2 separate regions of the Homo sapiens genome follow, and region 2 is linked to region 1. A link is a contact called in ENCODE Hi-C or POLR2A ChIA-PET data. All regions are on one chromosome and are shown on one strand. The core of a region is the stretch at or near the end of the contact, and the rest is flanking DNA. Distances in the headings are between cores, read along the strand shown.

Region 1 (5,135 bases), core at 2,090-4,589:
GCACCATGATATTTGCGCCCTGGCGGAGCAGTCTCAGTTCCACTTCTGAGCTGGGATGAGTATTTAGCTCCTTCCCCATCTGATGCGAACTAGGCAACACTACAGAGCCAGAGGCAGAAAACAGGAGGGCTTCTCACCTGTCCTTGTCCATGAATAGCCAGTGCTCTGCTGAGGACTCCAGGAACCCACTCTTCATGATCAGCCTCAATTGGCAGTGGCCATCTCCTCTGGCAGCAAGCACAAGTGGACTTCTCTTCCTGCCCACATCTGCTAGATGAGGGTGACCCTCTGGAGAGAGGCTGGGAGAAGCTAGCCAGCCTGTAACCAGTGGGCTAGTGTGTGTACATATTGTATGCATGCTGGGGGACAGAAGAGGGTGTGGGGAAGGGCAACTTGCTTTCCCCAGGTGAAGGAGTAAGGAAATGTTTCCTTCCCAACCTTCTTTCTAGACCAGCTAATACTCCAGTTTCACCCTTTGGGCAAGTCATTTATCTGTCTGAGCCTGAACTTCCTCATGTATATGAAAGATGGAGAAGACCATTGTAGAAATTCATGTTATTAGTATTCCAAGCAAAAGAGCTAAAGGTTGGTCTCTCAAATTCCTACCCCTTTGAAGACCGATGGATAAGATTCTTTAAGTTTGCTGCAGGTGATTAACTATGCAAGGGCTAAAGACAGCAGAACTCTTGCCAAAGTAGCGTGCCACGGTAATTCTGCCATGACCTATGTAAGCAGAAATGGGTGGATAAATAGTTGCAGACTATCTACAGATTTCCGTCTTCCAAGTCTTCCAGGCAGAGGCTACAAAATAAAATACCCTTAAGAGCCAGGCAGGTAATGAGAATGAGTGGTGCATGCCGGGGGTTTGCATAGTAAATATTAGCACTATTCCTTGCTTCCACAAAGGCGCTTTCTGCACTTGCTGGTAAAACACACAGTCCTCTGGGTATATGTTTTGTTTTCTCACATTTTGTAGATTCATGAGCACAGAGAAATATTTCTGCACTACAAGCAAAACACTAAAATATAGGCTGAAGTAGCAACAGTGGAAGGAGCCCTGGAGAATTGGGAAGCATGTACTCTACCCAAAGAGGACCTAAGCTGTGCAACTCCAGCTCACCGTTCAGGGAGGGGAGTAATGTGGGCCCAGTGTAGCCAGAACCTCTACTTCTTTATTTAAAAGAAGCTGGAAATCCAGATTTTTAAAAACGTAGAGTCTCCTGCTTTTGCTGTTTTTCTTTTTCTTCTTTTTCCCTTTTAATGGTGCACATGTATTTTTTAAAACTTTGTGCACACGAAATAAAACCCACCTCCTGGTGGCCTGTCTGCCTCTTACCTTCCACATACCACACTGAATTTTGAAGGGTTCTCGCTGAATTGCTCCAAATCTGACATTCTGGGTAACCCTCCTCATGCAGCTGGGAGCCTTTGGAATCTTCACAACCAGGAGGGCTGTGTCTTTGACCTTGATTTAGGCCTTGTGTCTTCAGGGCATGCCAAGGGGCCGGTGCAGGCTGGACAGAGGTGTGATCTCCTTTTCTCAGCATAATTTCCTTCCTGGGGTCTTCATATCGCCCTGAGGCAGGAGCTGGGGTGCTGGCTCCTTCTGAAGGTCGCTTTTCTGGCCTTTGCCTGGGTGGAGATTAGAGAAGAAAGGTGATCCTGGAAACCTGACCAGCTTCCCGAGAGAGATGATAGGAGAATAGCGCTGGGTGAGCCATTGAGACATCTGGGCCAAGTCCTTCATTTTACAGACAAACAAGCTGAGATGCAGGAAGCCACAGCATCTTATCTGGGTCCCCAGTTCATCAGCAACAGCTAAGGGGTGAGATCCCATGTTTCCCACCCCACCACCCGATGCTTCATCCACTGTGCTTTTTGGCCTCTGCCTCCACCAAGTACACTCAGCCCCTCCCAGCCATCTCTGGAGTTTAGTTGGGATTTGAACTGACTGAATGATGGGACTTTAGTACTAAGCCTGGGGACCTAGGCAAGGCCAGAGGAAAAGCTGACGAAGGGAGAGGAAGAATCAGAAACACTCATTTTCCTCTGGCTGTGAGCAGAATTCACCTGAGATGCACCCGGAAACGGGTCTGTTGCTTATTTTGTCACCAGGGTCTGGGGTTGCCCATGTCCACAGAGCCTATCAGGTCATGAGGGACAGACCTAGCAGTAGCATTTCCATGGCTCTCTACCAATTTTCACTGGTCCGTTGCTTGATATTCAAATGAGCACCTTTCTCACTGCCAGTGAAGGGGCTGCTCCCCTGTGGAAGGTATCCTGACAGGGAAAGCTTGGCTTAAAGAATTGCTTGTCCTGTGATTTCTGACCTATGATTTGCTATTTAATCCTAAGTAGCTATTTTTTTAATCAAAAGTTTCAAGTTTCTCCCAACACCACCCTTTAAAAAAAAACTGTTAAGAAATGGGGAAATGTGTGGATTTAATTTTTTTTGTTTTCCTGCTTATGACTGGGGGGGAAGAATGTATAACATTTGTTGAGCTTCTAGTTATATTCTGCTAGGCCCTTTTATATACATTATTTTATGTAGTCCTCAAAACATTTCCAGAGCCAGGCATGGTGGCTCACACCTGTAATGCCAGCAGTTTGGGAGGCCAAGGCAGGAGGATTGCTAGAGCCCAGGAGTTTGAGGCCAGCATGGGCTACATAGTAAAACCCGGTCTCTATGTCTCTGCAAAAAGTTTTAAAAAAATTAGCCAGTGTGCTGGTGCATGCCTGTAGTCCCAGCTACTTGGGAGGCTGAGGCAGGAGGATTGCTTGAGCCCAAGAGATCAAGGCTGCAGTAAGTCGTGATCATGCTATTGCCCTCCAGCCTTGGTGACACAGCACTACCCTGTTTTAGGAAAAAAAATTCAGGATGTATGTATTACTATTTTAAAAAATGTCCTATGTAATAAATGAGGGGATCAAGGTTCAGAGAAAGTAAGAAATTTACTAAATTTATATACCCCATCTTGGAGGGACTGTGTCTGATCCTGACTGTATTCTTCGGCCTTGCATAGCGCCCAGCACAGAAGAAATGCTCAATAAATAGCTTCTGATAATGTTATTTCCAGGGTAAGAGAGCCAGTAAATGATGAGCCTTTCATGAAAGATTTAAAAAAAAAACACACCAAAAAAACCTTGTGAGATGAAGAAAAGAAAGACATTTGCATCAGTAATAGTGAAAGAAGAAATTACTTTGATTTGTAGACCATCGCATCTTTCTTTCAAGGATTTGGCTTTATTTGGCGTGGTATCTCACTTGTCTTTTCACCAGTCCTGGCAACATTCCTGACAAGTGAGAGGAAGTGAGACAAGAAATGATACAGTAAGGGCCAAGTACGCAACTCCAGGGCCAGGCATAGTCATTGCCTGCTTGGGCCCCACTTCCTTCCTGCACCCCCGGGGTCATCAAAGCACACTCTCTCTTCAGATTCCTCTGGAGACAGGGGTTTCTGCCTCTTACCCCATCCCCTTCACCTGGGAGAGAACTGTCACTAAACTCAGCAAGGAAGACTTTCTCACCTTGGGTTTTCAGTTAATGGGGGTAGACACAAAACAACTAAGGACATTGACTGCGGTAAGGTATTTAGACAAAGCAGGTAGAAACAACCCCTGACCCCCAATCTATCTTCCCCACATCTGACCTTTAATGTGTACTAAACAAATTTAGTTGAAAAGAAGCAAAACCTTAAGTAAACATTTTGCTGCACATTTATGTATTGCTTTTATTGTCAGAAAAAAAATAACACCACATTGATACTTTTAGCTATAGTTCTAGATACAAGCTTTGCTTATATTAACCCAAAATGGTATGTTTGCATCAGAATCACAGAGTAAGAGTTATAGAAGTGGCTTTACAGTCACAATTCTTCTAGAAGATTTCTGTACTCCAACTGGAGATCTATAGACCTGTCCACTGCAGGGCAATGGGAAGTTTGCATGAGACTCCTAAACACACACCCCTACCGCTACCCATCTTGAAAGCTTGTGTGAGACACAGAAGTCTTGATTAAATGCAGATGACAGTGTCCTGAGTTGATTTTTCTCATTTAACATTAGACTGTCTTGATTTAAGTAGCTCAGTAAGAAGTGAGACATAATTGGGTCTTGCTTTTAATTAAACATAGACATATATTTATTTATTTACTAGTACCATTGAGATACTGCTTAATTTTCATTAATGCTGTTGACTTTTTCTCTCCTTAGAACAACATTCTTGTTAATCGTGCGGCTGCAATTAGTTGTCCTGTGTTTATCTTTCCGGCTCCACAGCTAATTCCAGCGTAGAACCAATTTATTTATAGTTTTCACTGCTCAGAACATCCTACCCACTGAAAATTCACTGATAATGCCATAACTCAGAGTGTCCTTTTATTTCTGGGTGGAAGGAAGCAAGGGATTGGTTTGGAGGCAGAAGCGAGAGGGAGGTATCAATAAGATCCTCTTCATTCGGTAGCATAGAACGGCAATGTTCCTAATGAAGGACACAAACATACGCTTTCTGATAGAATCATGATGCTGGTTTTGGCTCTCTGCATCACTTTCAGTTCCCTCAGAGGCAGACCACAGCCTAAGAAAGAACTCTAGTATAGTTATTACATTCCTAAACACCAAACAAACATAAACAGGGAAGCATCTTTTAGTGGAATGTGACATGCTGATTCACCACACCTCTGGCCAAGTTGGGAGTCAGGAGCTAAACTGCCCACATATTAGGACAGTTTAGGTTCCCTTTCTATGGAAAATGTATACTTCTGTAAGCATTAAAGGCTTAATAGAAAACCATGCCTTAAAATGGACTTGGGGCCTTTAATCAGGCTCTCTTAAAGCAAGTTTCTGCGCTCCACTCGAAGGACTTAGGCCAGTTAGCCTCGCGTGGTGTTTTATTCCTGCTTGAACTGGGCACCATCCGTGGCCATATGAGTAGGTGGAGAAGAGGTAAATAGAAGCCACTTCCAATTCACAGCATGTCACCAGCTGCCTTTTCTGCGTTCCGCAGCCACTCAGGAGGACTGATGGAACAAGGACTCTAATCATTTTAGAGAAGAGAGCAGGCTGATTACAGTATAAACCTAAGCCTTTCAAAACCCCCGACTGAAATACTTCCATTTGCTAAATAATATTTACTA
Region 2 (5,778 bases), core at 149-2,648, 110 kb before region 1:
ATCATCACAAATTACAATTATGTGTTTGATTGTTCACTTAGTTATAACCCCTTTCTCTCACGAGGTTCCATGAGGGGATAGAGCACTTCTGTCTTCTTCATTACCATAATTCAGTGCCAACCACAATGGCCAGTCCACTGTATGCAAATGTTTGTGGAATGAATAGCCAGGTGAGGTCCCCTTAATGGAAGTTTCCTTCTTCTGGTTTATTTCCATCCTATAAGCTATTATCAGGAGCAACACTGAGGATGATCATTTCTTTGTACGTTTTTCACTTTTGCAAGAGCTCTCCCTATGAAGAGCTTTTCCATTTCAGCCTAGATAGGCCTTATTTGAAAGTGGCCATCTCTCTTCACACGCACCCTCCTTTGCTTAGAGATGCAGAGAGTTTAAGACTTTGCCAAGGGAGGTATGTCGTCAAGACACTCGACATGGTGATGTGGAGCAAGGCTCTGGGTCAGTCTCTACTGAGGTTTGAATCTTGGTTTTGTCCCTTTCTAGCTAATCGACTTTGTGCAACTAACTTGCCTCAGTTTTTTTCAACTCTAAAATATGGATAATAATATAATCTAACCAATAGGTTGTCTTGAGGATTTAATGAAGTAACAAATATAAAACGGTTAGTACAATGCCTGGGACATAGCAAGTGCCTGATAAACATTGACTCCTATTAATATGTTTCACTGAATCCCAGAGGAAAGTTTGTTCACGTGCTGAGTTCTAGGGCTGGAGAATTTCAGGGAAGGCATCTTTCTTTGTCTTCTGTCTCCCTTTCCCTCTCATTTACTTTACCCTATACCCCCATCCTGATGTGCTGTGGTCCCAAAAGGCGGCAAGCAAAACTATGATAGACTGTAATTCCCTACCTTAATAATTTGAAGTCATAAGCAGATTTGAAATTTACAAGCCAGCAGTATAAAATTGCTGATGACCATTGCTTAAACTTTGGCAAGATGAATTATGTCTAGAAATAATTAGTAATATGTTAGTCAAGTCACTCCTAGATAATGTTGTTGCATTGCCATTTAGTGACAGTTCAGGAGAGCGCCCTTACAAGAGGCTCTGTAGGCAGAGAGTAGGTGACATTAACCTTCTAAACAGAAGCCGCTGCACACCGAGTGCCAGAGTACCAAGAAGAATTTAACATTCCACTCCTACCGCCGTCTCCCACTTCCCGGCTTCGGCAAGGTGGTTTTAAAATGAGAAGCACATCCCGAGTACTCTGTGTAGGTGGTGGAGTGGGAGGAGGTGAAATGCAAGCTTTATTTTCCCGGCTGCCTGTCATCCGATTCCCCGCTTTCCTCCGACTTTCATGAGTGATGAGGTCATCCCGGTGCAGGAAAATCAAACTCCTATTTTTCAAACCCAATAAAGGCCAGCATTGTACGTCTGCGTAAACAGAGAGGCCAGACGGGCAGGGTGGCGGGAGGACCAGTGGCCCGCCCTCTGGCGGCCGCGAGAGACAGCGTGCCCCGCGCTCCACCAAGCCGCGACAGGGAGGCGGGGAGGGTGCGTGCGAACATGTAAGTTAAAATTAGATCAATAGTCAGCTTAGCGGCCTCAATCAATGCTTCGCAGGGAGAGCATGCAACCATCTATTTATAAGCTAACACCGGCATTATCTTCCTCTTTTAGGACGCAGAGATCCATTACTGCGCGCGGCGGGGAAGAGGACGCCGCCGGGAGCTGGTGCGTGACACACTGCAGCCTCGCGGGCTGCCCGGGACTTCATCAAGCCCGGGTCGGCTCGGGGCGGGCAGGGGTAGGATCCATACCGCCGAACTGCGGCCCCGCTGCTCGCAGCCGCTCTTCCGGGAGCGCCCGCTTAGGACTCACTCCCGCCCATTCCTTACCTCGATGGAATCCTTAGCCCTTAGAGAGAGGGCTAAAAAACAAATAAACAAACAACAGACAAACAAAAAAAAAACCAAATTCCAAATGGCCCCCGGACCCTCCCGCAGATGCAGGGCGCACACTGGCCAGTTCTAACCATAGACTTGACTGCATGTTGACAAGGGTTTCCAACCTAGCTTCCCCGAGGTACTGCATGAATCAGTCCTTGCTCAGATGGTGGTTGCTGTAAATAGCTGCAATTTCCCTCCTTCCGTCTCAAAGCACGGATGGGAATGGATTTGCAGCAGGGACTCTGCATTATATTTAAGGTCTTGGTGAGATGGACACGGGCTCCATCAGCTCCAGACTTCCTGGGACATCTCGGCATTTCCAGGTCCGTTTGCCCCAATGGTGGAAGTCACCGCCCATATATGAGGAAATAAATGTCCACACCTAGCATTTGGGATAACGTGGCTAAATTGTTTTCAGTTTTTGAAAGACGCTGCAGAAAAAGAGGCAAAACCTGATACAGCACAGCAGCATGCCCCTCCCGCCCCCAAATACGAGATCGAATCACATTTTTAAGGGAAAAAATAGGCATTCTCATCTTAGATATGTATGTAGCATATTTTATAATATATATTTTTATCTAAAAATTATGCTTTTCTGTATTTTACAACTTTCTTTATTAAGCATTTTTATTTTGTGCTATTTTTTACAGTAAAAACTCTGAAGACCCAAAGAAATTTAATATTAGCTTAAATGTACATTAGATATATTTATAGAATCAATTTATTAGCTGCTATATTGTTTGACATAAAAGGCTTTTGAACTAAAGATAGAAATGGAAGCATTCTTCATTTAGAAACAACCTTTCTCCTCTTCTTCCAACTCTTGTTGGCTTACCTCCAAAATATATCCTGCATCTGTCTTTCTCACCACCTAGACTGCTCCTAGTTTAGTTACTGGTCACCCTTCATCATCATTCACCTGGATTGCAAAAATAGCCTCTTGTCTGGTTTTCCTGAATTCATTTTCTCCCCACTGCAGTCCTCACTTGCCACATAGCATTTTAAAAGATTGCTCTTTTAAAATGGAAATCAAATCCTATCTCTTCTCTTTTTAGAACCTTCAGTGCCTTCCCATGGCACCTTGATTAGACCCCAAGTTCTTCACCATAGCCAAAATGTAATGTGCCATCTGCCCCATCCACCCTCGCTCATCGCTCCTCATCTCATATCACTTTTTCACTTGTCACAGCATGCTTTTACATATCCCTTCTTTCAGATCCAAAGCCCCACAAGCTTATTTCTGTCTCCTAATCCCAGCTCTTGCTATTCATTCAGTGTGGAAGATCTCCTTCATAAATTCTTCGCAAATCTACTTCATTCTTATTCCAGCCTCAGCTCAGGTATCAGAGCTGACCACCTTCTGTCCCAACCCTCAACTGTACTCATTATCACATTACCCTATTCCATTTCAACACAGTAATTAATTGACATTATTTTATATATCCATGGCATTACCAGGGTGTTCTCTGTCTCCACACACTAGAATGTAAGCCCCATGAAAACAGGCTCCTTGTCTTTCTTGTACACCGTGATCTCTCTGGGTTCTAGAATAGTGCCTGGTCCATAGTTGGAAATCAGTAAGTATTGATTAAATAAATTATTGAGTGTGATTTCCTAGTGTCTTGTTTGTAAAATGCCACTAATAGCATTCTGCATACTCTGCCATGAGTTTTATAGTTATTTTTATGCCCATATGCTTCCTCCTCTCTAGTGTGAACTCTACGAGGCAGGATCATATTTAGTTCATTTTATTCTCCATGTCCTTATGGAGTCTGGCACATTACAGATGTTTAATACATTTTCTGGACTGAGTTGCAATGAGTAAATGGGTAATAAGATGATATAGTATGACTTTACACCAAGTCTAACCTTTCACCTGGGGACATGCAAAATTATTATGTATCCAGAGGAACAGGTTGTTGCTTTGACCCCTGTAACATCGCATACACATACACATGGACACACATACACTTGTTCTCGATATTTTCAAAGACTGTTCATATCCATTATTTTATTTGATCTCCAAGCTGGTATGTATAAGCAGAAGCTCAGGGGCATTAATTGACCTGCTCAAGCTTACATAGCTAATATAAAGCAGAGACAGGGATAGAGCTTACTACTTTCAAACACCCACAAATATGCACACATAAAAACACACACACACATTTCCACATTTGCCATTGTGGCTTAGTTCAAATGGGATCATAAATGCAAAGTACTTTGAATGGAATCTGGTATGACAGCCTTCCAATACACAGCCATTCCTTTCTCTTGGCCATGCTACAGTTGCCATAATCTTCCTATTCCTAGAAAGAAGAATTCTTCTATCTTCACTTTGTTCTTTTTCTTACTAGTCTGATCTCCAGGGTCATCCTTATTGTGAAATTTTAATGCATAATATTAATTGGACATGTTCACAAACATGAGCAATAGTAAATGGATTTTTGCTAACTAGCAACCTATTGCTCTTCTAACTTTTATTCTGAATACAAACCAAAGAGAAACAGTTGTGAATACCTACTAGCACACAGCTTAGCTTAAGTCATATAGTGCAGTGTCAATGAGGAAAGCTTATCATCCACAAACAAACACTAAACATAGCACAGCCAGCGGGGACAAACAATGTGCAAAATTAGTTTTATTATAGGCAAAAAAAAAGAATGCGAGCGCATTTTGATCATTCATTCATTGTTGCATTCATTTTATGTGCCAAGCACACTGTACAAAATTTGGGAACAGAGCGGCAAGCAAAAATAAATGAGGTCTCTACTGATACGGGTCTTGTGGAAAAGAAAGACTTAAACCAAAGAATCACAAAACAGAGATCAATGCTGTGAGTGGGTAAAACAGGAGGAATGGACATAGTCAGAGAATTCAGGGGAGAAGTCCTTGAGGAAGTGACGACTAGGCTTAGCTATGTTTTGAATTCAGTTATGGCCCAATGTCTCCAATGGTTACTAAAGAAAGAAGAAATGACCAAAGAAATAAATAATAATGGTGACTACCTTTAAAATTCTTTCATTTAATAAATACTTCTTGAGTACCTACTATCTACCAGGTAGTCGTCAAAGTGCTAGGAGTTTTAACAGTGATCAGAGACAAAAATTCCTGCCCTTATGGCTTTACACTGTTATGGAGGACGGCACACAGTAAACTCACACATAATTTTCATGGAAAAGAATGTTAACTGTTGATTTCCCCTAAGCAGAAAAATAAACTGAGGAAGTAAGATAGGGAAGTGGAGTTGGTGGGGCAGTGAGATACCATTTTATTTAGGAAAGTCCTGTATGCCCTCACTGAATAATACATTTGAGCAAGACCCAACAGTGCTAAAGCAGCAAGCTATGTTGATCTGAGGGGCAGGTGTGGGTGGTCACAGAGGGAAGAACCTTAATGAAAGCTTCAAGGGCAATGACCCTGAGATTACAGCATGACTGACTTGCCATGAATCTGAAGGAAGTGCAAGGAGGCCAGTATGTCTAAAGTAACTGGAATAAGCAAGGGGGTGACTAGTTACATGAGTAAAGAGAGGTAACTAGGACATGAGTTCAAAGAGGCAATAGATCTTGAAGTATCTTGTAGGTATGTGTAAAGATTTTCACTTTTCCTGTAAGTACAATGGAACTTTAGAAACTTTAGTAAAATGGAACAATAGAAACTTTTGAACAAATAATTGACAGGATCTTATTTATTTATTTATTTTTGAGACAGAGTTTCACTCTTGTTGCCCAGGCTAGAGTGCAATGGTATGATCTCAGCTCACTGCAACCTCCGCCTCCCAGGTTCAAGCAATTCTCCTGCCTCAGCCTCCTGAGTAGCCGGGATTACAGGTGCCCACCACCATGCCCAGCTAATTTTTGCATTTTTAGTAGAG

Evidence for each region. Hi-C counts contacts between places; a loop is a spot of excess contacts on that map. ChIA-PET counts read pairs that join two places held with the same protein, here RNA polymerase II (POLR2A). Pooled maps may share reads with other maps.
Region 2: a map of naive thymus-derived CD4-positive, alpha-beta T cell shows a loop between it and region 1 (2.2-fold over the local background). The contact joins two enhancer-like sites. A Hi-C loop is called at or near these places in 6 of 168 maps with a recorded cell type or tissue (CD14-positive monocyte, CD4-positive, alpha-beta memory T cell, CD8-positive, alpha-beta T cell and 3 more) and 3 of 50 pooled maps. POLR2A ChIA-PET finds 5 or more read pairs at or near these places in 3 of 52 experiments (CD4-positive, alpha-beta T cell, PC-3 and Panc1).

What each region holds. Positions count from the first base shown.
Region 1 is chr3:108,032,597-108,037,731 of GRCh38, forward strand. It overlaps LOC124906265 (a long non-coding RNA gene), which reads right to left. Exons shown (of 3, transcript XR_007095995.1): 2 at 3,202-5,135; 3 at 1-1,632. Among named protein-coding and RNA genes, the nearest start is that of CD47, 56 kb to the right of the region's middle. Within about 2 kb of position 3,340, at least 2 of the 41 ENCODE cell types and tissues checked have a DNase peak (open chromatin) inside an H3K27ac peak, as active enhancers do.
Region 2 is chr3:107,926,238-107,932,015 of GRCh38, forward strand. It overlaps LINC00636 (long intergenic non-protein coding RNA 636), which reads left to right. Exons shown (of 3, transcript NR_015394.1): 3 at 1,636-2,670. Among named protein-coding and RNA genes, the nearest start is that of LINC00636, 46 kb to the left of the region's middle. RefSeq lists enhancers at 983-1,604, 1,193-1,282, 1,293-1,352. Within about 2 kb of position 1,399, at least 4 of the 41 ENCODE cell types and tissues checked have a DNase peak (open chromatin) inside an H3K27ac peak, as active enhancers do.